Regions from separate parts of the Mus musculus genome. Here region 2 is linked to region 1. A link is a contact called in ENCODE Hi-C or POLR2A ChIA-PET data. All regions are on one chromosome and are shown on one strand. Each heading gives the region's core, a stretch centred on a gene start or an enhancer-like site at or near the end of the contact. The rest is flanking DNA. Distances are from core to core; before and after follow the strand shown.

The links. Hi-C counts contacts between places; a loop is a spot of excess contacts on that map. ChIA-PET counts read pairs that join two places held with the same protein, here RNA polymerase II (POLR2A).
Region 2: POLR2A ChIA-PET joins it to region 1 with 11 read pairs in Patski. The contact joins the enhancer-like site here to the promoter of Spry1 in region 1. A Hi-C loop is called at or near these places in 2 of 37 maps with a recorded cell type or tissue (adrenal gland and left cerebral cortex). POLR2A ChIA-PET finds 5 or more read pairs at or near these places in 1 of 5 experiments (Patski).

What each region holds. Positions count from the first base shown.
Region 1 is chr3:37,638,251-37,642,356 of GRCm38, reverse strand. It overlaps Spry1 (sprouty RTK signaling antagonist 1), which reads right to left and starts at 2,410. Exons shown (of 3, transcript NM_011896.3): 1 at 2,252-2,410; 2 at 1,549-1,837.
Region 2 is chr3:37,905,235-37,909,340 of GRCm38, reverse strand. The region is part of intron 1 of Gm20755 (predicted gene, 20755); the gene reads right to left. Among named protein-coding and RNA genes, the nearest start is that of Gm20755, 8.5 kb to the right of the region's middle. Within about 2 kb of position 2,445, at least 1 of the 3 ENCODE cell types and tissues checked has a DNase peak (open chromatin) inside an H3K27ac peak, as active enhancers do.

The DNA of each region.
Region 1 (4,106 bases), core at 1,161-3,660:
TCATGCCTTAAAAATTAGAAGTTGCTCTCCAGCTTCTAAGAAGCAGAGGAAGTCGTGTCTTCCTGTTTGCAAACCTAACAAATAATTAAAATGAAATATGCCTTCGAAAGAGCAATTCAGTGTGAGCCCTGGAACTGTTCTCAGAGTTCACTGTCAGTTCACTGGCAGTTCACGTAAGGAAAATGTCAGCTACTTTTTAAAGATTAAGAATGGCTTTAGTGCTGTGGCCTCTCGGCCATTTATATGCTGTTACGAGCTTTAGATTAATGAGAAAATTAATCAAGGCAATTTCCAAAACACCGGCTATTCCAAGCTCACTCGGAATCTCAAAAGGCCATTTTCAGCAGAAGTCCGGGTCTGAAGCTAGCTCATCACACAGATCTGTGAGACGAGCAAAGGAAGCTACAAAGAATGAAGAGTGCTCTGCCACAAAGAACACAACCCGGACGGTGTGGACTTAGCTTTCCTTAAAGGTTAATCAAGGCTCCCCCACACAACGAGGATAACTTATGCACAAGTGTCAGCCCTTTAAAGCAGGGAGAGGAGCCCTGGTCTTTTTACATTATATTTAATTCCCTTCATTTATTAGCACGACAGACCTTGATTTTCACAAGCCCTGAATTGACCTGCTTTTTGTAGTAAAATAAATACACTGATAGACAACAAACACAACTTCCATGTCAAAAGGAAATAGCTTCCAATTTATAACGTATTCTTCCTGAGACAGACCAAACTCTTTCGATTCTGTTTCTGGGCAATAGGTATCTAAGATATTTTTTTACACAAATGCCTTCCGAACTCACAGATGCACCTTAATTCAAGAAGGCACCCCTTTGCACTTTTCTGGCATCCAAAGAAAATCAAAACAAATACGTCGGTTTACTATGGATGCTAACTAATGTCCCCAGACTACATATGTGTTAGCTTTTTGGAGGCCCCTCTAAGCTTATAACTACCTTCTCCGCACATGAGATGCACGGCCATAACAGCATGTTGTGGTGCCGAAGCCCTAAACGACACTAGAAAACTGCCCATCCTTGCTCCTGTGCCATATCTATTTTTTAAAAATTTAAAACTCCATAACGAAGACTTTAAATATGCCAAGTCTCATCCACAAGAAAGGAAGACGTGGGCACGGCTTGTTTGAGTTATGAAACCCCTAGGCACGGCTTTAATTTGCATTTTACAGGGCATTCCCAAGCAAGTTCGCTCAGGCGGAGCACCTAGGCACCCCGCAACTGTCCAGAGCGAAGCCGGTGCGCACCCGCGGACAGCAGTGTGGGTAGCACCGTCGGGCGCTTGGGCCCCACGCCGAGACCTCAGGGGCACCGAGCCGCGGCAGGTCCGGCCGGATAAAGTTATGAATGAAAACAGCTCGCGGGCGGGAGGAGGCAGCGCCCTCTCCCCGCGTCCCGCGGCACTGCGCTCCGAGCACAGGCGGGCGCTGGGTCCCCAGCGCCATCGGGTGCCGCGCGCTTGGCACGGGCTGCGCGAGGACCGCCAGGACCGCCCGGCCCGCCCCGGCCCGCACCTGCCGCCCGCACTCACCTCGGCCTCCGCGGCGCCGGCCGGGGGCGCCGAGCGGGCGGAGCGCGCGCCGCATCAAGCGCGGCGGGGCGGCCGGGCGCGCATGGCCCGCGCTGCGGCCTCGGCGGCCCCCGGGCAGGGGCGCTTCTCCGCGGTTGGCGGCGGCCGAGGGCGGCTCGGGGACATCCGCCGGGTGCGCGCGGCGCCCGCTCCACAGCACCGTCCCGTCCCGGTCGTCAGGCGCGCGGCCCGGCGTCGTCCCGGGCTCTCGGGTCCCCGCAGGTCCGCGTCCCCGCAGTCGCCACGCCGGCTGCAGACGAGCAGAGACAGAAACACGTGAGTCCCTTGCCAGCCCGGGACGCTGTCCTGCTCGCCGAGATGGACAGCCACGAGCCCCGGACACACACGGCCGTGCACGTTTTGCCCCCACGGAATGCCCCGCAGTCCAAAGCGCGTCCGAGAGACGCGTCTGCGCGAGGCAAGCCCGCACGCAGGGACGGGAAAAGTCAGGTCTGGCACGAGCGCCCGGCGGGTCGGTCCCCAACAATGCGCACAGACACGCGGGTGCGCGGCGGTGCCAGCCCGCGTTCGCACACGCGTAACTCGCTGCCTGGCTACGGAACTCGCTGCAGGGCCGACCGCAAAGCGCCGGGCACAGAGCTAGAGCCAGCTCCGAAAACGTCCAGCTCCTCGAAAATAAAATAAAATAAAGCACCATTCTCACCTGATCTTGCCAGGTCCTCGGCGGGAGGGGAAGGCTCTTACCTAGTGCAGAGCCTGGGGCCGGCCCTCCCGGCACATGCACGCCGCTCGCAGCCGCTCCTTAGCCCGCAGAGCTCTGGCTGCGGGGCCGCCGCAAACCCCTGCGTGCTGAGCACTCGCGCGCGGGCTCCGCAGCATTTCAGCGTCGCCGCCACCTCCACCTCCACGCCGGGACCCGCCCCCGGTGATATCATGTGTCAATCACGCGGGCTGCACGAAAACCCGGAGCAGGATTTCAGCGATCGTGGATGTGGACTCGAGGACGCTCTAACAAAAGTCGATTGCCTGCAGGAGTCCTGCGAGCGCAACTGGGGAGGAGCGGGCATTCCAGGGCCCCTGTCAGTCGTGAGCTGTCAGCCTCCAATTTAAGGGGACTGGTGCAGCCACCCTTAGAGTTGAGTTTAAAAAGAGTTGTGAAGAACATTTAAAAAACAATAACAAACCACCAACAACAACGGAAAAAAAAATGTGTACACCATGACACCGTGCCCCCAGATAAAGGGAAAAGTGCAAAGTTCAGATCATGCGAAATATGAAAGTTTCAGAAAGAACAGTCATTTTTGCAAATGTAATATAATTACACACTAAAGGGTGGGATTTCCTGCTGTGGGGTTTTAGTGATTGCTCCATTTGGTTTGTGATACGATCCCTAAAATTACACGGGGGGAGGGGAAGGGGAGAAAACGGGGCCCAAGTTCTTCCTGCTTTGTAATGTTTGTATAATTTTGTCCAAAACACCAATGCATTTTAAATGAAATAAAATAAGCATAACTCATCAGGAAGTTTTAGCTTTAGCCATATGTCTGTCACGGGGTGGGGGACTTTAGTAAGCTGGGAATGCTTTTTGCGTCTTTACATACTATGGAATTTGGTTATTTATTATATGGACGCTATAGCTCAGGATGTAGTGAAAAGGGCTGTATGTGGAATTAAAAATTCCATAGAGTTTTAAAAATAACCTAAGACCCCCAAAATATTGATAGAAAATATTTTTCCAGGGAATTTTATCAGGAATGGTATTTGATAAACAAAAACTCCATGATCTAAATCACCTGTGAATGTGAGTTAGGATATTTTGGGTTCAAAGTAATTTTTTTTTTAAGTCTTAACAATTGCAGTGAGTTTTTATAAAGTTTTTGTTGTTGTTGGCATAATGCATTTGCAAGCTTTTGAATGTTTTTAGAATTCACGGTTATGTGTGGAATTACATGCAAGGAACCCAGGACACTCCCTATGAAGAAGATCAGCAGTAAGAAAGTGCACTAGAAGGTAATAGAACGTATTAAAAGCCAAGAAGCTGTTTGTTCACCCTTCATGCAAGGGGATGTGTTAAAGTCATATTTTCAAATGTAGAGTTGGTGGGGCTTTTGTGTCTTGTCTATTTTTCACAGATGTAGGAGCATAATGAGGTTTCTCCAGTGGATCTGCTTTTGTTCTTTTTGTGCGTGAAGAGATTTGCAGTGTCAAGTAAGAAATACAGTATCTCATCAGAGTGTGTTATCTGGCTCTTCCCAGCTGTCTGCACAAATTTGGGGCCAATTCTCCAATGTAATAAGATGAGGAGAGGCAACAATGGAGAGTTTGAACCACATAACACTTATAAAAACATAATTTCAAAGATTCCTATTTACATTTCAGAATATTTGGACCAGAGATGTGCTAAAACAAATCTCTTAAGTTTAAAAATTTTTAATAATAATAATAGTAATAATAATCCATAAAATGTTAAAAATATTACCTTCAAAGGTCATGGTCTATTTCAAAATCAAATATATTGCACAAAATTGATTCTGCTTAAATGCCTCCATTGTGTGTTT
Region 2 (4,106 bases), core at 1,196-3,695, 270 kb before region 1:
ATGATCTCCAGAATAACTGAGAAGTGGATGATGTGTGGGAGGGGTGAACCTGGTAGATGTGCTAGATGAAGGGATAATTTATATCCTATCACAAACCTCATCATACTACTTTGAATGGCATGTAACCCACAAATGATGGATTTCCCCCTGCCACATTTTCAGACCATAGCCAACTACCATCAAAACTTCAGGAAGTGGAGCCAAGGTAAGGGAAGACTATTATAGATCCCAAGTTTGCATTCTGAACGAATGCTTTTGTAAATCTCCCATTTCCTAGAGTACAGACACCTTCCGTAGTATGTCCTTGAAAGTAAAAGTAGCCTTTCAGTGACTCAGTTGTATACGTATATTTGTTCTCATGGGCTTTAAACAGAGATTCAAGGTCACTTCTAAAGTTCATGGTCAGAGGGAAGGTTGCCCTTCAGTTGTATTTTCACCTCTTAGATCTTTATACTGAGCAAGGCTTGTGTTTTCAGATGGTATTTTTCATGGGATCTTGTTAAAGAAAGCTGCATGGCTGCAGAAAGTGACACAGAAACTCCCTGAGCCTCCCTTGACCTTGCCACACAGCCTCTGCCCACACCGTCAGCAGCCAGCAAGCCACGGTGTACACCTTCCGTCCCAAGATGAAGAAGCCAGAGGCCAGGAGGGAGGCTTTCCCACCCATCCATGGTCCTCAGTGGAGACTGAATGTCTGGCTTCAGGAACTGCATGCTTCACTTCCCCAGGGGCATTCCATGCCTGGCTCCAAAGGAACTGGGTATTTCAGAGCACTGTCTGATTAGAAACAGTCAACCATGAAGACCCTGAGAACTTCAGGGAGACAAGGACGGCCCTGTGAGTCCTGATAACGTGAGGATGACCCCAAATGTCACATTAGTGCGTAGCAGAACGATACTCGGTAGCTTCTGGAAACACAGAAAGCACTCAGTAATAAGGGTACCTGGCTGGTAACTAAAGCCCTGAACCATTACATTAACCATGCAAGATCAATGAAAACTTTCTCTCTTTATGTTTTTGTGTGCGTAGAAAAGTATATGTCTGCCTCATGGTCTTTCCCCCAGATTCTATTTCTTACAAAAAGATGAAAATACTCTTGTCTCTTCCTGCATTATCTTTCCAACTACTTTATAGAGTAAGACACCACAATGAACTAAATACCCATCTCAGGGAATAACTGAAAATACACAGGCCAAGGTTCATGCGTCAACCTACTTTATTTTATTTTGTTTGTTTTATCTTTATTTGTCTTCATAAATCAATGGCCTCCCTTCAACCCTTCCCCACAGGAGCAGGAAGGACAAGCTGTGTGTTGGCTGCTGTGTAGATGAACACATGAAACCAGAGAGAGTACAAGGAGGGAGATGAACTGCGTGAGCTCCGAGTTCCTATCTGATCAAACCCTTAACCTCTGTTTCCTTCCTTGCCCTGAATATTTATTTTAACTCCGAGGCTCAGTCTTCGACCTTCGATGCCAGAAATATTCTCACACATTCCGAGAAGGTGCTTTCATCCAGTTCCAAATAATGTCAGGGTAAGGGTCAAACCTGGGTCCTGGCTTGTCCCGGGCAAAGTCCACCCAACGTTTGGCATGTCTGCACGCTGTGCAGGCAGCTGACAAGGGACTGTTGACAGTCCAGTTTTTACTTCCCGCCCTCTCCTCCTCCTCTGAGTTTACATTGCAGAACAGACAATAAACTGCTTCTAGACTCTTCCCAGCCCCCCTCGCTCAAAAGCTGAACTGAAGACAGAAAGCACCCTCCACACCCTGCTCCTCCAGCTTGACCCTACCTGTGTTTGGCCTTCGCCCCTGGACCAAATCAGCATTCCAGGGCCATGAGAGAATGGCATGTTCACCACCCAACAGGAAACGGAGCAGGCCAGGCGTTGACATCACCTGGCAGATGTGCTTTTCAAGTGTGAGGCTTTATTCAAACCTTTTCATGGAAATCATTGACACAGAAAAGAAATAAAGAAGAAAAACAAGAGGGAGAGACAAAGTTGGTGCCGAGATGGGCATGTTTTGCACCCCATAAAAAAAAAGGAATTAAAATGAGTCAAGCTCACCTCCCTTCCTCTCCACCCCCACCCCTCCTCACTCATCCTTTAAGTCTGGAAGTCAATGTTTCTGAAACACTATAGCTACTGGCAGGGCAGCCACACATAAAACTGTCAGTCTGCAAGGAAAGTAGACGGTTGAGTTGAGGGGAAAGGGGCTAAATCAATTTGAGCATGCATGTTAAGGACTGTGAAAGGGCAGCATGGAGAACGGCAGGGCCAGAGAACATTTGTCTCTGTCTCCTTGTGTTTCCACCACACAGAGCAGAATCCACCCACTACGGCTCCAGCCAGGCTCTGAGCTGATTGATGGCAGCTGGAGGTGTCTGCTTGCTTCCTCAGCACCCTAATCAGAGGCCCCCTGGGCCCACACTCGTGTACCTATGCTTCTGGGCAGGAAGCATCTACTCAGCCTGCTCTCTGCCAGGACTTAGGAAACACAAGTTCCAGCAAGGCTGGGACAGCTCTGCTCGCCACGGGACCCAATCAGGTAGACTATTCTTCTTAAGCAATGAGCGCATATTAAACCTCATACGGAGAAGAAAAAAATATGAAGTTCTACAAAACGTTTTCATTTTTTATTTTTTAAATATTTTTTATTATTACGTATTTTCCTCAATTACATTTAGAATGCTATCCCAAAAGTCCCCCATACCCTCCCCCCTACTTCCCTACCCACCCATTCCCATTTTTTGGCCCTGGCATTCCCTTGTACTGGGGCTTCCAAATAACTCACTCTCTGGAGGGAAAATAAAGATGACCTGGGTCTTAAGGTTTTCTCAGGCATTGGATTCATTTTGCACCAAAATGCCAGGGTGTGAGCACAGAGCCCAGGGCTGAAGCTGTCAGCCTGACTCCCATCCCCGATTGGGTGTGTTGGGGAGACTCTTTCAGATGCACTTGACACTAGGAATTGCTCCATGCCACGAGCAACAAGCAGGTTTTGTGGACTGTTCTGCCATGTTCACTACGTGGTCAGATTCATTTGAATTTATTGGAATACAATAATCCTAGAATAAAGAATAATGTGTACTCCCTACTGTGATGCAAATATGGTGGGTACACACATGAGGGAGGAAGTCACCCACACATGGCAGGAGCCAGGAGGACAGAGAAGGCTCAGAACTGGACTGGAATCACTCTCCTCTCGTTTTCTTACATAACTACAGTAAAGGCTTCTGGCTGCTCTGATTTCCCAAGCTTCCAAAGTCAGAATAATATTAGTAAGAAATTCTACAGGTAAGATGAACCGCTCAGTGTTCTACTCATGGAAGGGAACCTGTGTAACTTATTTCACATTAGAGATACAATCTAATGTGATTTCATACATGCTGTGGTGTGTGTGTTTATTCACATGTGTGCCTGTACATAAGAGGCCAGAGGTCAACCTTAGATGCTCCTCAGGTGCCATCTCCCACATTTTGTAAGACATTGTCTCTCACCATGTATGCCATGTTGGCTGTGTAGTCAGCCCCAAGGAGTTTGTCTCTGACTTCTGACACTGAGATCATAAATGTGTGCTGCCATGCCCAACCATGTTTGTTAGAGACTAAGCTTTCTCCCCAGTCCTAACAATTTTTCTCATTGTGATAAATATACATCAGATAAAATTTAGCATCTGAAAAACATGTCTACACTTACAATTCACAAAGGCATTGCAGCCATTCACTTTGTGCTACCATAACTCCATTCATCCATAGAACTCTCTCCATCTTGAGAAGAGAAGGTCTGCATCAGCAGGAGCGTCTAAGTGTTCCTGCTGGGAATTAACCCTGTGAGTGCCACTTCCCCACCTCTCAGTTTATTTCCTCACCACCAAATGTGGGCTTGCTCAATTAAGTACATTTATCTCATGTTGTTACATAATCCCATGTTATAATTAGTTACCAGCCCATTCCTTTGCTTGGCATCAAAGAGTTAAAAGAAAGAAAATAATAAAATATACCTAATCAACCATTTTGCTCTTTTTATTACCAAAAGTAAAGGGGAAAGGTTTGTCCATTTTCAGGAAGGAACAGAGTAATGTTGTGAAGATCTTACAACCAAAG